Regions from separate parts of the Homo sapiens genome. Here region 1 is linked to region 2. A link is a loop called in an ENCODE intact Hi-C map of the cell type or tissue named here. Cell type or tissue: psoas muscle. All regions are shown on one strand. Each heading gives the region's core, and the rest is flanking DNA. Links, peaks and the distances in the headings are about the cores only.

Region 1 (8,000 bases), core at 1-8,000, 320 kb after region 2:
TTATACTTTAATAAGAATGTACAAGGAAATTACTTTAGAAGAAAATGAGCTTCTATTTAAATGTTGAAATATTTGTATGCTGTGAGTTTAAGAAGCCTTTAATTACCTGTAAGTTTTAGAGAACCATCTGCTTTCTATGATTGTAAAAAAAAAAAAACTATGAAAGCATCATTTTAAAGGCTCCCTACAGACTATATTGATTTTCAAGTATATTTAATAAATTATTAATCAAACACAAAAAGTAGAGACATTCCTACATATTGGTGTGTCACGTAACTCCCTAATACCATTATCGTCTTTGTTTTTAAGTCCAAACTTCTGCAGATTTTATCCTCTCCCACAGCCCAGCCCTTGGTACTTCATTGCACTATACAGTTGGTTGTTATGGACATAAACATAGATCAGGGGTTTTCAACCTCAGCACTATTGACATTTGGGCTGGATAATTTTTTGTTGAATTAATAGTGTCCATGTGGCTAGGTCAGGTATGAAAAAGTCTGGTGTGAAGCAACCACTACCTGATGAGGCTCATAGCTTAGATAGTGGTACATGTTGGGAGGCAAGAGAGGAAGCGGTCACTGGCTCAGCCAACACAGTCAAGTCTGTCAATCAATGGCAAAGGACTGGGATGATGATCTTATACTAAAGCGCTCTGAAATCCAGCTTAGTGCCTAGGAGGTCACTGGTGACATTGAGAAGTAGACTTGCAGTAGAGTGGTAACAAGTAGTTACTAAAGTTCAGTGAGCACATTGAGGAATCTCTGTAAAACAATGAAGCAGAGATATCATGCTTGACTATGAACTGGGCAAAATAACAGAGCTTCTCTCTCTTACTCTTCTTCTTACTAGAGAAACAGCATTTGATTTCTTCAAGGAGAGGCTAGGTGACCTGCTAATTTTACCTCTCCAGGCCATATATCTTGCCTCTCTCTTGGTCTTGATGGAGAAGTGGACCAATAAATTTGTTACAAATACTTTATTCCTTGATGGACAAATTAAAAATGTTTTCTCTGAACAGGCTTACATTATAAACCTTAAGTAAAACTATTTATAGTTGAATTTCCAAATAAACAATTTATTGGGGAATAATATACAAGGATTAAAATTGCAATTCAATGCACACAATCCAGAGTAGCTCTTAGATGTGTCTGAAAAACAAAAAGAAAGGTTGGAATTTTATTGAGAAAAAGAGAAAAGTTATGTACGTTGCTTTGAAAGAAAGTTCATTGGCACTAGCAGTGTTGAGCTGAGTGTAGGAGCTTCTGAGCTCTAAGCAGTAAGTGGCAGCAGTTACTATGTAAGATGTAATCTTAAAATGATGTTTTTTTTCTCTTGAATTGCAAAAATAGTTCCTGGAAGGGATTTGGGTGTCCTTCCCCATGGCTTCCCAATTCCATTTTAGTTGGGTATGACAGGAATGTCTCCATTTTGAATAATTAACTTTCACAATATCATTCACTTTACTTTCTTTCAAACTTCTATCTTTATGTTTAAGTATAATGCAGCAAAATTTCCTTTAGAGATTACTCAATCATTTACAGATCCATAAATTTCCAGGTATTCTGAAACCTACTTCTATCAGTCTATTAAGATTCATGTATTTTGTTTTTTGCCTTAAAACACCTTACTTCAGTTTTTTCAAATGTTTAATAACTTAAGAAAACTATCATTTTTTAGGAGGGACGTGTGTAGAAAATATATTTAAGAAATTAAAAAGGTTTTCATTGCTAGGCCTAACAATGTTTTTGGAGATTTTAGGGGTTTATGAAAAATCCTTTGGAAGCTTTATTCTATTTGTGAAATAGTGTGTCTTCTATTACCTAGTTTTATCTAACTAATTTCCTCCAGTGGAAACTTTCTCTTCCTATTCTTCAGCTTCCTATTAAAGTGCTTCCTTCCTTGAAAATGAAACTCAAATTCCACCTCTTGTAGGAAGCATTCTCGTCAAACTGCTTGTTCACTGCCCTGTTAGACTCCAATAGTGCCTCACACTCTTACTACAGTACTTAATGCAGTCTATCTTGGTATTAGAATCATTTAAGTTACTACTCTGTAAGTCCACGGTGGACATGGACAATGTCTTCATCATTTTTGTATCTCCTACTGAACCTAGTACAATACTTTGCAAAATAGACACTCAAAAACGTTTATTAAAATGAATCAAAGCCAATCACTATGTTGAAAAGAATCTGAACTGGGTTTTAATAATGTTTTCTGAACTTAACTTTAAATTATTACAGGCTTTGTTGCAATAATCTTGAGCCTATTTTGGGCTAATTGGCAAATAATTAAAAGAAGTAAATTGTATATGTGAAGGAATGTATAGTTTATAAATTATATTACCTCATTAATTATTGATAATTAATAAATAATTAGATGAATGGGAATTAATGACATGGTGGCTACAAACTATTAATGTAATTTTACATTCATATCATAGAGCTGTTACAAAATTGCTACCAGTGATTTTATGTCAAAAGACTTGGACTGCCCCCTTATTACCTCTATGACCTTAGGTATATTTGTTATTCATAAGACATGAATCCCTCTTATGTACCATGCCTATCTCACAAAGTTACTGTTAAGATCAAATGAAATAATAAAAATAACAGTAAATTATTTAGAGGTAAATATTCATCAAGAACTCTATACTGTGTTTTCATTTAAACATCACAACAATCCTGTGAGATAGATTATCACTCCTATTTTCACAAATAAAGACGCCTTGGCACAGAGATCTTACATAATTTCCCCAAGATCATATAGCTATTAAGACGTAGAATTAGAATTTAGTATCAGATAGTCTGATTCCAGAGCCAAAGCTCTTAGCCAAAATGTTAAATTGCTAAGTACATGTTAGCTCTACCACTTTGAATTTTATAAAACTTGGCTTCATGACATTAACTAGCTACTGAAATTTTTAAGATATAAAATTTCTAGAATAAAACTTTCTTAGATTTCCTAGAGACATAAAGTAACAAATCTAATCAAAATGCTCCATAAAAATTAAAATGCAATTTATGCCAGAAATATGTTAGAAGATTGATTTAGTAAAGCTATTAGCTTAGTGACTTCTGAACTACCTGCCTCTTATACAGTAGCTGTTTACACTCTTCAGTTTGTTATATATTTTTTAAAAACAGAATCTTAAATGAATCCATTAATGTTTCACTTAGACACTTTATTATTGTTTAGTGACTTACTTAAAATCAAAGTTTGAAACCTTAAGGTGTTAATACTAAGCATTAAATAAATACAAGACCTGGTATATCCATCTATTTTCTTTCTAATTCAGAAAATGCTATCACATATCATATTTAGATTGCTTTCCTCAACATCTGCAATTTGGATTACAATGTGCAATTTGGAGAACAACACTGCCACCCAGGGGATAGAGGACTGAAAGTGCAGAGTCAAAATAAAATTTTAGAGCAATGGTACCGGATTGTGGATCAAACACTCAGTTGTGTTGCAATCTGTTGTGAGCTGAATTACTAACACTAGTTCACATGCTAAAGGTTGTAAACAATATGCTATAAAAAAAGATAGGATTCTCAATAATAACTTCTCTTTTATCTATTCATTTAAGTAAAAGAAAAAAATATAGAGCTACATCTACTTTCTTAGTAATGGCCCATAAGTTTCTGACAGCTGCGATACAATAAGAACACATATGGGGAAAATGCCTTAAAAAGAAAAACAACATATCAAAGCAATTAAGGCCTCTAGTAAAGTAGAAAAAAAACCTGAATTTGATTAAATTATTCACCATGAAAAACACCAAATATCATTTTAAGTTGTGAAATGTTAAAGCTCTTCCCATTAAAGTCAGGAAAAAGTAAGGGATATTCACTATCATTGTTATTACTTACACTGTTAATATATTTGTTTGGAAATTCTAATAAATATAATCATCCAAAACAAAATAATTGTTATAAATACTGAAAGAGGTAACTATCTTTCTAATAATATGATTGCAAACTTAAAAATCCTTCTCACTTCCAAAAAATACTTGAAAAGTGATTGGATAACATACACAAAAAAATTCATGATTTATAGTTTGTATCTATATTGGCAATAACCAGCTAAAGTATATGGAAATGAGAGAACATATTCCTTTCACAATTGCAACAACAACTATGAGACTATGTTTTAAATTTTATTCGGTTTAAAAGTTAATAACACATGGTGCAAAATTTATAAGACACAAAAGGAAACATGGTAGAATTTACCTACATTTACCCAGCTCCTGACTTCCCCTATAAAGAACAAAGATACTATACAAACAAGTAATTGTGGTTTGTGTGTGTGTGTGTACACATATCTCCCTCCTAACACACACAAACAATAGCATACTATTGTGTAGTGATACTTGATTTATTCATTATGCAATATATCATGAAAAGCCTTTCATTCCAATAAAGAGCTGATTATTCTTTTTAATGGATTATTAGTCAGTTACAGGTTGATGGACAAGTTCCCTCCAATCTTCTATTATTATAAACACTTATATACTGAATAGCTTTTTACATGCATCAATAATTTCTACCAATGTAATGTTACTATATTTTTCTAGAAGTAGAATTGCTAGTCCAAGGGTAAATGTATTCATTTAAGAGCTTTATTGGCTTAGGATTGACTTGGCAATGCGGGCTCTTTTTTGGTTCCATATGAACTTTAAAGTAGTTTTTTCCAATTCTGTGAAGAAAGTCATTGGTAGCTTGATGGGGATGGCATTGAATCTGTAAATTACCTTGGGCAGTATGGCCATTTTCACGATATTGATTCTTCCTACCCATGAGCATGGAATGTTCTTCCATTTGTTTGTATCCTCTTTTATTTCATTGAGCAATGGTTTGTAGTTCTCCTCGAAGAGGTCCTTCACATCCCTTGTAAGTTGGATTCCTAGGTATTTTATTCTCTTTGAAGCAATTGTGAATGGGAGTTCACTCATGATTTGGCTCTCTGTTTGTCTGTTGTTGGTGTATAAGAATGCTTGTGATTTTTGTACACTGATTTTGTATCCTGAGACTTTGCTGAAGTTGCTTATCAGCTTAAGGAGATTTTGGGCTGAGACGATGGGGTTTTCTAGATAGAACAAAGCTGGAGGCATCACACTACCTGACTTCAAACTATACTACAAGGCTACAGTAACCAAAACAGCATGGTACTGGTACCAAAACAGAGATATAGATCAATGGAACAGAACAGAGCCCTCAGAAATAACGCCGCATACCTACAACTATCTGATCTTCGACAAACCTGAGAAAAACAAGCAATGGGGAAAGGATTCCCTATTTAATAAATGGTGCTGGGAAAACTGGCTAGCCATATGTAGAAAGCTGAAACTGGATCCCTTCCTTACACCTTATACAAAAATCAATTCAAGATGGATTAAAGATTTAAAAGTTAGACCTAAAACCATAAAAACCCTAGAAGAAAACCTAGGCATTACCATTCAGGACATAGGCATGGGCAAGGACTTCATGTCCAAAACACCAAAAGCAATGGCAACAAAAGCCAAAATTGACAAATGGGATCTAATTAAACTAAAGAGCTTCTGCACAGCAAAAGAAACTACCATCAGAGTGAACAGGCAACCTACAACATGGGAGAAAATTTTCGCAACCTACTCATCTGACAAAGGGCTAATATCCAGAATCTACAATGAACTCAAACAAATTTACAAGAAAAAAACAAACAACCCCATCAAAAAGTGGGCAAAGGACATGAACAGACACTTCTCAAAAGAAGACATTTATGCAGCCAAAAAACACATGAAAAAATGCTCATCATCACTGGCCATCAGAGAAATGCAAATCAAAACCACTATGAGATATCATCTCACACCAGTTAGAATGGCAATCATTAAAAAGTCAGGAAACAACAGGTGCTGGAGAGGATGTGGAGAAATAGGAACACTTTTACACTGTTGGTGGGACTGTAAACTAGTTCAACCATTGTGGAAGTCAGTGTGGCGATTCCTCAGGGATCTAGAACTAGAAATACCATTTGACCCAGCCATCCCATTACTGGGTATATACCCAAATGACTATAAATCATGCTGCTATAAAGACACATGCACACGTATGTTTATTGCGGCATTATTCGCAATAGCAAAGACTTGGAACCAACCCAAATGTCCAACAATGATAGACTGGATTAAGAAAATGTGGCACATATACACCATGGAATACTATGCAGCCATAAAAAATGATGAGTTCATGTCCTTTGTAGGGACATGGATGAAACTGGAAACCATCATTCTCAGTAAACTATCGCAAGAACAAAAAACCAAACACCGCATATTCTCACTCATAGGTGGGAATTGAACAATGAGATTACATGGACACAGGAAGGGGAATATCACACTCTGGGGACTGTGGTGGGGTGGGGGGAGGGGGGAGGGATAGCATTGGGAGATATACCTAATGCTAGATGACGAGTTAGTGGGTGCAGCGCACCAGCATGGCACATGTATACATATGTAACTAACCTGCACAATGTGCACATGTACCCTAAAACTTAAAGTATAATAAGAAAAAAGAGCTTTATTGAGCTTTAATTGACACACAATTTACTGCATATATATATATACAAAGTTTGATATATATATGCTTTGATAAGTTTTGACATACGTATCAACTGTGATACCATCACAAATTGATACGATGAACATATCAATTACCATCCAAAACTTCCTCATGACCATTTGCAATTTTTTTTCTGGCATCCTTCTATCCCCTCTCTCTCACTTCTGCAGGCAACCATTGATCTATTTTTGTAACTATACATTAGTTTGCATTTCCTAGAATTTTATATGAATGAAATAATACAGTATGTACTCTTTTTGTCTTGATTCTGCCACCCAGCATAATTATTTTAAAATTCATCCATGTTATAGTGTGTGCCATTGCTTTCTTTTACTGAATGATGTTCGTGTGTGTGCATGTGTGTGTATGTGTATGTGTATCATAGTTTATTCATTTGCCTGTTGAATAAAGTTTTGTATTGTTTTTATCATTTGGCTATTAAAATTAAAACTTCTCTGAACATTTAAGCACAAGAGTCTGTATGTACACGTACTTCCATTTCTCTATTAATCTAGAAGAGAAGGCCTAGGTCATATACTAGAAACTTCTTAAGAAACTCTAAACTGTACCGCGTTACATTCCCACTAGTGATGTTTGAGAGTTCCAGGTACTCCACATCCTACTTGGTATGATCAGACTTTTTATTTTAGCCATTCTAATAGGTATAGAAAGAAATCACATTGTGGTTTTAATTTGCATTTCCCTGATGTCTAACTGTGTCCGGAATTTTTTGTATTTTTAGTAGAGATGGGCTTTCACCGTGTTATCCAGGATGGTCTCGATCTCCTTACCTCGTGATCCGTCCGCCTCGGCCTCCCAAAGTGCTGGGATTACAGGAGTGAGCCACCGCGCCCTGACCCGCAGGGAGGAGGCCGAGGCCTGGAGAGAATTCCAGCGCCGCGCGGGTGGGCCGGCAGTGCTGGGGCACCGGGGCGCACCCTCCGCAGCTGCTGGCCCGGGTGCTAAGCCCTTCGCTGCTCGGGACCAGCGGCGCCGGCGCGGGCGCGGGCCGGCCGCTCCAAGTGTGAGGCCCGCCAAACCTGCGCCCACCCGGAACTAGCGCTGGCCCGCGAGCGCTGTGCGCAGCCTCGGTTCCCGCCCGCGCCTCTCCCTCCACACCTCCACGCAAGCAGAGGAAGCCTGCTCCGGCCTCCGGCAGCCCAGAGAGGGGCTCCCACAGTGCAGCGGCCGGGCTGAAGACCTCCTCAAGTGCGGCCAGAGTGGGCGCCGAGGCCGAGCGAGGGCTGCCAGCAGGTTGTCGCCTCTCATAAAGATGCTGAACATATTTTCATGTGCTTCTTTGCTATTCCCATATCTTTTAAGAGTGAAATATCTGTTCAAATATTTTGCCTGTTTTCTTAACTTTTGTGTTTGGAGAGTTCTTTATATAGTCAAGGTTAAAGTGCT
Region 2 (12,768 bases), core at 2,598-10,597:
CAGTGTTAATAAAAGAGCTGGTCTCAAACTTCATTGTGAAACCAATTAACCTAATTGTCTTGTTAAAACACAATTAATGGAACCTATACCTAGAATATTTGATTCAATAGATCTGGAGTGGAATGCAAGAATTTGCATTTTTAACAAGTTTCCAGGTGACACTAATGCTGCTGATCATGGAACACACGTTGAGAGCCGCTGTGTTAGAGGCAAGTCTACAGGTGCTCCTAGGAATTTAAGGCGAAGTTGAAGCTTATGAAAGAAAGACTTAGACTGCTGTCAGAGCTGGCCCTACTCCTCCAGACTGTCTCCTATTGGAGCACTTTTCTAAAAATACCTTGATAACTCATGGTTTTTATTTTCCTAAAAGGAGGTTAGTTCTTTAAATGTTTACTACCTACAAAGGTCATTATTGCTGACTCCAATGTTTTTTTTTTTTGGATTTTTCGTGCCTTCTTTAATATATGTTAAATTCTGATACATAAATGGTTGTTTCTAAATTATTCTATTCCACTGGTCTGTTAGTTCTTGATCCCAAACCTGCTAAAATCACATGTTAATTCTGTTTTTGTTTTGTTTTGTTTTGTTTTTATTATTATTATACTTTAAGTTTTAGAGTACATGTGCACAATGTGCAGGTTAGTTACATATGTATACATGTGCCATGCTGGTGTGCTGCACCCATTAACTCATCATTTAGCATTAGGTATATCTCCTAAAGCTATCCCTCCCCCCTCCCCCCACCCCACAACAGTCCCCATGCTCATGGGTAGGAAGAATCAATATCATGAAAACGGCCATACTGCCCAAGGTAATTTATATATTCAATGCCATCCCCATCAAGCTACCAATGACTTTCTTCACAGAATTGGAAAAAACTACTTTAAAGTTCATATGGAACCAAAAAAGAGCCCGCATTGCCAAGTCAATCCTAAGCCAAAGGAACAAAGCTGGAGGCATCATGCTACCTGACTTCAAACTATACTCCAACGTATTTTTTCTACATCTCTCTTGACAATTTTCAGCTTAGACAATTTCCACCCTCCCTTCTATTCATTATTAACCAATTATTGTTACTATGTCATCTGCAAGGTGAGAGATCTTATTGGTGTAGATGGTGATAAGATAATATAGAACCAGACTGAGTTATAAAGATTTTCAGAAAGTGCACCAGGAATGAAGCTCATTTGGGTGTACCTCCAGCTTGGAAAGTAAATGATTGTGGTGTGAGATATTGATTTATTACCCTAGAACCAAATCATCCTAACTTGGGTACTGTCTGTATCTATAAATAAGAGTTTTGTTTGGGTATCTAATATCTGAGTGAGATCTGTTTAAGATTAAGAAAGGAGAAGAAGGGTCAGCACTTGACTGAGTGTATGCAGACTTAGAGAGAAGAGGGTACCTTGCTGTCTCTCACCACAGACCCAGGCTAATGTGTCAAATATTGCAGTAAGAGGAGCCAAAGACAGTAGCTGCTAAGTTGGTTGAACTGTGATGTAATTGTAGACTTTCCTATTTGAATTTATAAACTACAAGTCTGTGGCATACCTTCTTCTTTTAATCCACAGGTATCCACCTGGCTCCTCCAGTCCAAGTTGAGAAAGTTTAGTGTTGTTCTTAAGCATCTGGCCATAATTTGCCATAATTCTTCCCTGTGTTCTGAAATTTGCCCTGTGCATTGAATTTTGATTCTTCTTGAATCATCTGGGTTTCCCTTAAAATGGATCTCTTATTTCTCATTATCAACTCTTTTTCTCTGGCAAGTAGACAAAATGTAGCAACCATGGATGACTGGCTGACCCGTGTCACTGTAGCAGAGTTCAACTTTAGTAATCAATAATATATTTTATCAGAGCTTCTTGCATGAATTAAGATGACAAGCCTATCACTTTCAAAATTGCTATATCATACATTTATCATCATTATTAAATGAAACAATAGTATTTCAAATAATACTAAGTTTCAAATACTAAGTTTCAATACTAAGTTTTCAATACTAAGTTTCAAATAATACTAAATTTCAAATACTAAGTTTCAAATACTAAGTTTCAAATACTAAGTTTTAATATTTAAATTCTTGTGTGTGTGTGTGTATGCGCAGAAATCTGTTAATACTAAACTTTAAGTAGCTAAAAATGCTTTTTAAAATTCAAAACAATGTGTCATTACTCAATTCACTAAAAAGAGAAATTGTGTCTCAGGAAGGAATAAAGGTAAAAATGAACAAAAGAAATCTTGTTTCAGGAAGAAATAAAGATAAAACAAAAATGTGAAATACAATCTAACTATTCCAAGCTAAGAAATAAGGGAAAGAAGCATTTTAAACTAAATATAATCCTCTCTCTCTTTCCCTCTCTCTCTATATCTCTAGAGAGATATATATATAGATATACATACATATTTTATATATGTATATAAAATATATATATATACAAAAAACAAGTATTTGAAACCATCAAGTTTAAATTTATTTTCATATACTTTATAAACTAAAAATTAAAATTACTAATGCTATAAAAGCATTTTCTTAATGAAAACTAATATTAACATTACAAATTATAATTTTTTTACATTCTAAAAATTCAACCTAACATGTTCACCTTGCCTAAGTTTTCTAATGAAAGGTAGGTAGGGATTATTGAACAGTGATCCAACAACAAAAATTATAGTTATAGAAAACTTATTTCTGTGTACTAATATATCTTTATCTGATGTCTAGGGAAATCTACTAGAGTAGTAAATAATGATTAGCCATTTGAATTACCATTGGAATTACCCAATTACTTTCTTATTACTAATAATTTGCCAATAAAAATTTGTGAAATACAACTCTCCGATACATAAGCATGTTACATAACTGACAATAGCAAATGTCTAGAACAGACCTGTGTTCATCTGCTAAAATGGATGCTGGCTTCCTAGCAAGCTATTAACACTTAGCCAACACTATACCTCTGCCAGAGTCAGTGCTAGGACCTGAAGAAGAGTTAATCTAAGAACCAGCTGGAACAATCAGGGACTTTGTGACTTCTTACAGTATATTCTAGAGGTAAAAAATACGGTAAAGGCTAGAGGTAAAAAGCTTCCTAGACTCAAGAAATTTAATTTATTGGACACCACAGTGTTGTTATGATGAGAGTGTATAGTCTAAATCAAGGTTTGAAAAATCAGTTTTTTAGGTTGGAGGTGAATTTTATGTTTGTTGTTTTTCCCCTTCCTGGACTGCCACTTCTGCAGCCCATTCTCTTGGCATGCTAAGTTTTGTCCTTTTTTAGGTCCATGTTCACTAAGTGGGCAATGCATGGGGGTCTTCCTTACTGTTATAGTTGTAGTGGGATTTCCATATAGTTTCCATAAGTTTTCTGTACTGAAGCTAAAGAAGACCATTAAAAGTCACTGGGGTAAAAGTTTTTCAGGCAAAATTAATGCTTGAACAGGGACTTGATAATTAGCCTCAAACTCTACTAAATAGACTTCTTGTAGCCTTACCAAAGTTAGTAATGACTAAACGTAGATTTCTCATTTGTAATTTTTCTAAATATACTGTACATTCATCATATTCATGAAGGCATCCTCATATCCAGCCACATAAAGCTGACACAAAACAAAAGAATGAAAAATTTGTACATTGCCAAAATAGGTGTCAAATTCAGTAAGTACTAATACCAAAATATTTTATTATTAATTACTCAAAACATACTTATTTTTGTATAAACAAGGTAGAAATAATCATAATTCCTTAGTCATCTTATCCTTCTATAAAGCATGCTATATAAAGAGGGTGGCTTAAACAATATGTACTTCTCACAGTTCTGGAGGCTGGGAAGCCCCACCATCTGGGAGCAAGCCAATTTGGTGTATGGTGACATCAGAAGTAAAGTGTGAGTGCAAGAAGCAATGGTATACAGAAAATTGATGCTGAAAGATATATTAATATAAACATTAATAGCATAGACAAGAGTTAAAATATTTACTACTGGACATAAAATATAGAATTAAAATTGAAGACATAAAATTTCTACTTGCGATATTATAAAAATGCAAAGTAAACTCACAGTAAGCATAAGGAAGGGATAAAACTTAATAAAAAATAATGAGTTGGAAAATAAAAATAAATTAGAGGATTGATGAAGTAAAGTTACAGTATGTTGAAAAGACTAATAGTGGATAAATATTTTGCATATTTGATTCCAAAAAATAAATATAAAAGTAGAAAATAAAGATTCATAAGAGATTAACAAGATAATAAAAGAATATTGTGAGATATTCCATGTCAATTATTTGAAAATGAAGTGCTATAGTTTGAATATTTATCCCCTCAAAACTTATATCAAAGATGAGTTGGTTGAACATTAGAAAATTCATTAATATAGTTTATTTTACTTATACATTAAAGAAGAAAAAAAATTCTCTATTTTTAAATACTGAATATAGAATCTGATCACATTTTAAATTAAAATTTTTAATAAATTATAAATTTAAGGGAATTACTTTAATTAAGACTACGAGTAAAAGTTCTTAAGGCATTGTAATACACAATGGTGGAAAGTTAGAAGCATTTTATTAAACTAAGTCTAGAACAAGTTTATTTGTTTTTACTACTTTTGCTCAATATTGTACCTGAAGTCCTAATCTACATAAAAAAGTAATAAAAGCAAATTAAACATATAAGGATTAAAATGAAAAATTATTCTTATTTGAAGATGATACAACATCTTATATACCAGACAAAAGATAATTCACAGATAAATTATTAAATATGTATAAGGGAGGTAAGCAGTTACCTAATATGAATTTTTAAAATTTTCTATATACCTTCAAGAAACAGCTAGAAAATAAGTTTATAAATATCATTTGTAATAAGAATAAAAATGTAAAGCACATAGGAAGAATTGAAGATATGTAAGCTCTTTAAGGAGAAAATGAAGGAAGTTTATAATACAATATAAGAAAGACCTAATAGCAAGGTTCCAGTTTGTTGGGTGGCCGTAAACAATGGAAATTTACTCTTTCACAGTCCTGGAGATAGAAGTCCAAAATTAGGGCATCAGTGGGGAAATGTTCTCTCTGAGACTCTAGGTCTAATATTTCTTGCCTCTTTCTAGCTTCTGGTGGTGGCTGTCAAACTTTGGCACTCATCCATCTGCAGTTGCATCACACCATTCTCTGCCTCTTTTGTCACATGACATTCTCTCTGTCTCTTCTCACAAAGCTGCCAGTCAGATTGGATTAAGGATCCACCTTACTTCAGTATGAACTGATCTTAACTAATTACACCTGCAACAACCAACAGCCCAGTTTCCAAATCAGGTCACATCCTGGGGCGCTAGAGGTTAGTATTTCAACATACCATTTCGGAGGACACAATTTAACCCATAACAGTGTGCTCTCTAACACTCCAAAATTCATGTCCTTCTGATATGCAAATTACACTTATCCCATGCCAACATCGCTGGAAACTGTAGCTCATTCCAACACAACTGTAAGTCCAAAATTTCATCTAAATATTATCAATTCAAAGAGTCCTAAATATCATCATCTGAAACATTAGATACAAGGGCTCTTTCCTGGATAATCACATCCCTATTCCTGGCTTCTGCTGAGAGGGTTGATTGAATTCGCGAGTTACATGCCAATCATTTTAGTAAATGGTTGCCCAGTCACACCCTTGGCTCTGTTGCCAGAGCACACTATCTGAAGAGGCTAATCATTTTCCAAATTATCAACTGCTGGTTTCCTCTGACTTGACTTAAATCATTTCCTAATTTATTCTCACATTTTCCTAAAACAAAAACAAGAAACCATGTTGCATCTTCCATACTTTGCTCAGCTAAATATCCAAGTGCATTACCTACAAGTTCTACTATCCACCTAACAGAAGAACATAATTCAGCCAAGTCCTCTGCTACTTTATAACAAGAATCACTTTTCTTCCATTGTCCAATAACATGTCCCTCATTTCCATTTGAAACTTGACCACAAACACCTTTAACTTTCATATTTTTCATAACATGTGGCTTGTGATGATCTGTTTTTTTTTCTATTTTTTCTACTTTTAAAACTGTTTTTAATGTTTTTATTTCAATAGGTTTTGGGGGAACAGGTAGTATTTGGTTACATGAATAAGTCCTTTAGTGGTGATTTCTGAGATTTTGGTGCACCCAACACCTGAACAGTGTACCCTGTACCCAATATGCAGTCTTTTGTGCCTCCCCACCCCCCACCCTTTCCCCCGAGTCCCCGAAGTCCAATGTATATCATTCTTATGCCTTTGCGGATGTACGTATTCTTTAAAATCATAGAAGCTTTCTTTACCGCTTTCCTCACTTCTTTCTGAGCACTCACAGGATTCACTTGTAATGTCCACATTCCTACCAACAATTTCTTCAGGGCAATCTAGGGTTTTTACTACCAAATGCCTCAAAATGCTTCCAAGATCCTACCAATTACTTACTTCAAAGCCACTTTTATATTTTAGTTATCGTTACATCAGTCCCTGTCATTCCAGTGCCAGCATCTTTATTAATTTCCTAACACTGCAGTGACAAAGTACCGTAAACTGGGTGCCTTAAAACAACAGAAATTTATTTTCTTGCCATTCTGGAAACGAGCACTTTGAAATCAAGGTGTCAGCAGAGGCATTCTACCTCTGAAACTCTAAAGAGAATGTTTACTTGTCTCTTTTGCTAAGTGGAAGCCCCAGTTCTTGTGTTCCCTACCTTGCAGCTGAGTTACTACAATCTCTGCTTCTGTCGGCAGATGGCATTCTCCATGTGCGTTTCCGTATCCATATTTCCTGCTATTTACTAGGCGCTTACCCATCTCAGACTCAGAATCCAAATGTTTTAAGAAAGGGATTCTTAATTTAGCCTCTCAGCCTGTGCACAAAATTTGAAAGAAATCTATGTTGACTATTAAAAGCTGATCAGGTAAAGACCACCAGAAACAAATCTATAGTCTGACAAGATCAGATTTATTGGCTCAATGCAGCAAGGGATAGCAGTCCAGAGGAATTAGGAATGCTACTTGACAAGAGGAAGGAGGGTGTCCTTTTGTAAGGCTTTGGTTCATTCTGAATAACCTGGGAGTTAACCCAAGAGAGAGAACCCAAGAGAAGTAGGAATCAGTATGAAATGTTTGTTATTTCTGAGAAAAGATCAGGATACATGAGATAAGCTAAGGATTGAGTATTAGAATGTGGTAGGGGCCAGCTTAGCAACTGAGTATCCCCAGTAATAGATGGGTATAGAAAAACGAATTTGGTGGCATCATTGATAATAAAGCAATAATCACTCAAAGAGGGGATTGTTTTGGCATTCTCCAGCTGCAATATAACTTGCCTAGGGGAAAAATAATGTTTCCTGTTAACTTTGCAGCTGACTTAGTATCTGTGTCTGTTCTCCCAGACTGATTAATTGCAGGGCTGCTTTTTTCTTTTTCAGTCTAAGTTGATTTTTCTCTCTTTCAGTCTGGAAACATTTTTACTCTTTCATGACCAAAATTCAACATGGTATGGATTGTTGTCCACCATCCTAAATTTTGTCCAAAGATCACTGCATTTGTCAGTTCCTTCATAGATAATGCTTCTTTAGAGTTGTTTTCAAAGAAGAGTTCTGTTTTATCTCTTCTGACTTTTGTTGTTTTCTTTGGTTGGTTTTGGGGAGGAGAGTTAAGAAATATTATACTCCCCCATACTTCACTCAATGAAGAAATTATTTTAAACGAGTACAAGTTTATCAAATGTAATCTTAGTAAACATTTATTCACTACAGGGTGACTTTGATAGAATGCCACATGATATGATCAGTCAACAACTAAGGTTAAAAATAAAACAAAACCCTAAACTGCGTAATGGAACACTTAGTTATTTTGTCAACATATGTGTGTAATTTTTGATTGACATATTAGATTATGTCTCTATACAAATAACACCGGTTTGGAAAATAATTTAATCAATTAATCAGTTATTTTCATGTAATCTGTGTTTTCCAAGAATAGGTAAATGTTAGTGTACTATTCCCTTGCCTAAGAAGATCCCCCTCACTCAAAAAGAAAATTTTAAACAGTGAATATCAAAAGTTATCAGTTATAGGGCAATCTCAAGGAGATCCATGCAGATTATTTTAAAGATGTTTGTGGATCACAAAAGCATAAGATGGAATTTGATTTTATAAAGCATAGTTTAAAGACCATGCAACCTAATACTTCAACATAAATGCTAGAAAAACAGCAATGTAATTGAAAAGGGATCTTTAAAATTAATGGAAATTATGTTTACTAAAAAAATTATTTTAATGCAGATAAAGAAAACCCACATGTCCTTAAACATGTAATGAAATTGCTAGCTGTAAAACACTTCCCTTCATTTATACCTGTGAACTTCATTGTCCAGTACATTCATAAAACAAATATTTTTCAAAATTTAATACAAACTTCTTTGAATTGGCATCGTGTTTCTGGGAAATGCTGTGGTTGTAACATTTTTTTTTCACAAAAGCAATTACTGTGAGTACATTTTACAAGTAACAAATAGAAAAAGGTATATAGTCACAACGTGGTTTAAATGTTTATTTACACAAAATTAAAATAGCAGTAATAACAAGCAAATCAATCCTGTAAATTAAACGAAGGCCAGCCCAGGAAGATACTTAGTGGGGGGAAAACATACACTCTTAAAAATGGAAGCCTCCCTCCACCAAAAAAAAAAAAAAAAAAAAAAAAAAAAGAAGAAGAAGAAGAAGCCCATCTTTTAAAAAGAGTTGAGCTAAACATAGAAAAGAGAAGGCATGACCAATAAAAGGGTGGGTTAAAAGAGGAATTATGGAAAGAAATTATATTTTTTTAAACTGTGTATTACCAAGACTAATACATACATAACACCAGATAAAGGTCTTATCATAATTGCATCATTGGTATGAACTTTTTCAAGCAGAGTTCTAAAATAATTTTTGATGGAGAAATTTGCTTACAACATATACAACATATAAACTCAACTGGAATCCACCAGTTTTTAAAAAATGAAATAATCCTTTAAGGATATAAAGAATTCCAAAATCTTGTAAAGCCCTAAAAAATTAGAAATCTGATAGAATATTAAACTTTAGCAAAATATGTTTTAAGTCAGTTTAACAACAAAGTTATTTTCCAGTTTTAAACTATTTAAGTTATCTTGTTACCAATATGATGAAATGTTCCTCTTTTACTATGGGTGCTATGTTTTGCCCCCTGAATTCTATTATTAGTGTGTGTTTGTGATATATTTTCCCATCATTTTACTTTTAACCAAATATCTATTTAAGTGTATCTCTTGTAAACATTATGGTCTTCCAAAGGTTTGATCTCTTTAAAGACAGACATTCTGATGATTATCATGGAGAGTTTGGGGGTTTATGTTCTGAGCTGGAATGTAATCATAGATCTTTTGGCAGAGTGGTCAGCTTTTACACATAGAGTGGAACAACAGACACTGGGGCCTATCAGAGGCTGGACAGTGAGAAGAGAGAGAGGATCAGGAAAAATAAGTAAAGTGTACTAAGCTTAATGCCCAGACGATGAAATAATCTGTACAACAAACCCCCATGATACAAGTTTACCTATATAACAAACCTGAACATGTACTCCTGAATTTAAAAGTTTAAAAAAAAGAAAAGTGAACCACGTACCATATTTTTTACTTAATGCAGTGAATAGCAGTGGATGCAACCATACCCAGTAGTCAACCTGTCCCCTCAATTTAAAACATTCTTGTTATTTTCAATATTCTATGGGAAATGAAACACTCACAAAATCTGATTCCATTTAAAGCGAGAATTAAGTCTCACTCTCACCTTTCCTGCTTCCTCCAAATATTCCAGGACTCAGCCTCAGTCATTCTTCTTGATCATTTGTCAGACAAGAAAATGCTGGGGGAGATTAACTGGCATATCTGAGCTAATAAGTCAGACTCCAGTGTGAAAATTGCACTCCCTGCCCCTAATTCAGGGCAATTTCCTTCAAGACTATTACATTTCTCCTCTACTCCACCTGAAAAATGTTGTAGAGTCCTGTTACTAAAGCATCCTATTGCCCCTCCCCAAACCTGGAAACACACATACAAACCTACACTCATTTACCATTATTGTTTTTAACACTAAGCAAGAAAAGTGCAGCTATCTAAGTCACTCCAGACATCATCACCGCTCTTGGTAAAATTGATCTCAAAGCTTGGCCTTAGTCATGTATTCTTGAAAATGGAGGATAAATTCAACTATCAGTTTTCCTAATTGTTTTCCACAGGTCAGAGCTCAAAATTCTTATCTCAGATAGATATTTGTGTGTGGATTTTGTGTGTGTGTGTGTGAGAGAGAGATGATTGTTTTCTGATAAATTGGTGTTTGAATGTGAATACACTCCTAAAGTGATATATAAAATACTTTTTGTCATCATTGCTGGATAGCAGGCACTATGCTTGTTCGTGTTGAAGATACAATGTTAGCAGTACGTAGTTTCCTCAAATAAGTTAAACTCCAAAACTGACATTGTTAGGCAATTATAGAAAAAACTGTAATTCTAAACAGAAGATAAGGTCTTCGATAAATAAGTGTACACAAATGCAAACAATACCAGGAACATAAGGAATGGCTTTATGAAGAATCATCATTGGATGCTTTTATCCACATAGTAATATTCAAAGATACACAAAAGGGAGGTGAGGAGGTGATTATTATTCCCACCTTATAAATGACAGTGCTAAAACTCAGAGAATCCAGTTGCTTAGCTCATGTTTATCCAGCTAAGGAGTAAAGGAATCATTTTTCCAACTCAAGTTATAAAAATTCAAATACCAACTATGTATTATGTTTTAGAGCACTAACTTCTATTTCTAGCCAGCTAATGGGCTTAAACTAAATTATTTTTAAAAATCCTATGATTACGGCATCCTCTGGTGAAAACGAAAATATTTTTATAGTTATGATCCTATGTCTTTTATTAAGTCCATTCAAGTTTCGACATTTGTCATATACCAAAATAATTCTAGAAGTTTCCATTGGTAAACTACACAGGAAGCAAATAGGAATTGTGCCTTCCACAAAGAAACTATGAAATCATTTTTCCTAGGCAATCTATGACTCAGAAAACCATATCCAAATATTTCATTTTGGAAGATTGACATTAGATAAACAATAAGCGGTGCAGGAAGGAATCCAATAGTAGGCAAATGGCCATGTGATTTTTTGTGTGTTTTTTTTTCTGTTAATTTAGTGCTTTATTTGGAGCTCCTTATTGCAGTTGTAATAAGAAACTGGTGCTGCTGCTTCATGTGTGGGTGATTATGGGGGAAGATGGCTGTCAAAAGTAGAAGATGCCCACGAGATGTCTGAAAATATAAAACTGCTTGTTGCAAAGTGATTGCTAGGGTGTATCTGCCATGTACAGGCTACCCAGTTGCTAGTCACTAAAATTTGAATGAGACAGTCATATTGAAATGTAGTATTGAAAACAAGCTTTTAATTTTAATTAACTACATTAACTGAATTTTTCTAATTCTTCAAAGTAGAAATGTAAAAATTGCTGGTTACATATAACACTGCTTGTATTCACCATTATTCAATTATTAGCACATAAAGCACTTACTCAATTTGCTACTATTTAAAATATCACAAAACTGCCTTGTGCTTGTGATGTGTTAATACTAATAATTTATTCATTAGTCATTTGCACATACAGATATTGTTTACATTTCTAAAAAATATCTAGGTATACTGAGCCAGTAGAATAGGGCCTGGAGGCAGGGAACCTAAGGACTTCCTAGAGCTAAATTAAATGTAAAACCCCAACCTTGTAAGCCCAATAACTATGTAACTCGACTTGAACTATGGCAGGACACATCCTCTTCATTTGCATAGATTGTACACCAAGTAAATAACTTTGTAACCTCACTTCATCCTCTTCATTTGCATAGAGTGTACACCAAGTAAATAGCTTTGTACCTTTACCTCATCCTCTTCACTTACATAAGGCATACACCAGGTAACAAATAGAAACCTCTAGAGGGTATTTAAACCCCAGAAAGTTCTGTAACCAGGCTCTTGAACCCCTATGCTCGGCCCGTTCCCACCCTGTGGAGTATACCTTCGTTTTCAATAAATCTCTGCTTTTGTTGCTTCATTCTTTCCTTGCTTTGTTTGTGCATTTTGTCCAATTCTTTTTTCAAGATGCCAAGAACCTGGACACTCTCCAACAGTAAGAATACTAGGCTATCAATATTGTGGTAAAATTGTATGTATTCACAAAAATTCTGAAATAATCACAAGTAAATTTTACACTTGTACAGGGAGATAAATGAATGTGATAAATATATTATCTGACTAAAATTATGCAGGACTTACAGGACTACTAAAATTTTCTTTGTGATTCCAATAATATATAAAAGAAGTAGACAAGTATAAAGTAACTGGTAGGAAGCACTATCACCCTATCCTGTAAAAAAATAGGGATTTTAGAAAAATTAAGAAATATAATGACTATCTGAAAATAATCTTATAGCTCCAAAATCATCTCCTTTGACTCCATGCTCCACATCCAGGGGGCACTGATGAAACGGGTGCACTCCCAACACCTTGGGCAGCTCTCCCCTATGGCTTTGCAAAGTGCAGCCCCTGTGACTGCTCTTACAAGTTGGAGGTGAGTGCCTGTGGCTTTTTCAAATGCAGAGTGCAAGATGCTGGTGGATCTACCATGCTGGGGTCAGGAAGGCAGTGGCCCTCTTTCCACAGCTCCACTAGG

The links. Hi-C counts contacts between places; a loop is a spot of excess contacts. Peaks named below come from ENCODE experiments on the same cell type or tissue, not always from the same donor. Only the 100,000 strongest peaks of a DNase experiment are listed, where the experiment ranks them.
Region 1: it touches region 2 in a loop (8-fold over the local background); 8 of 110 quality-filtered maps call a loop at or near these places.

What each region holds. Positions count from the first base shown.
Region 1 is chr5:121,946,630-121,954,629 of GRCh38, forward strand. No RefSeq gene overlaps it. Among named protein-coding and RNA genes, the nearest start is that of SRFBP1, 11 kb to the right of the region's middle. In psoas muscle, for the core only: a CTCF peak has its summit at 3,401; no DNase peak of the experiment used is centred there.
Region 2 is chr5:121,623,814-121,636,581 of GRCh38, forward strand. No RefSeq gene overlaps it. Among named protein-coding and RNA genes, the nearest start is that of FTMT, 220 kb to the right of the region's middle. In psoas muscle, for the core only: a CTCF peak has its summit at 6,772; no DNase peak of the experiment used is centred there; H3K27ac peaks cover 335 bases.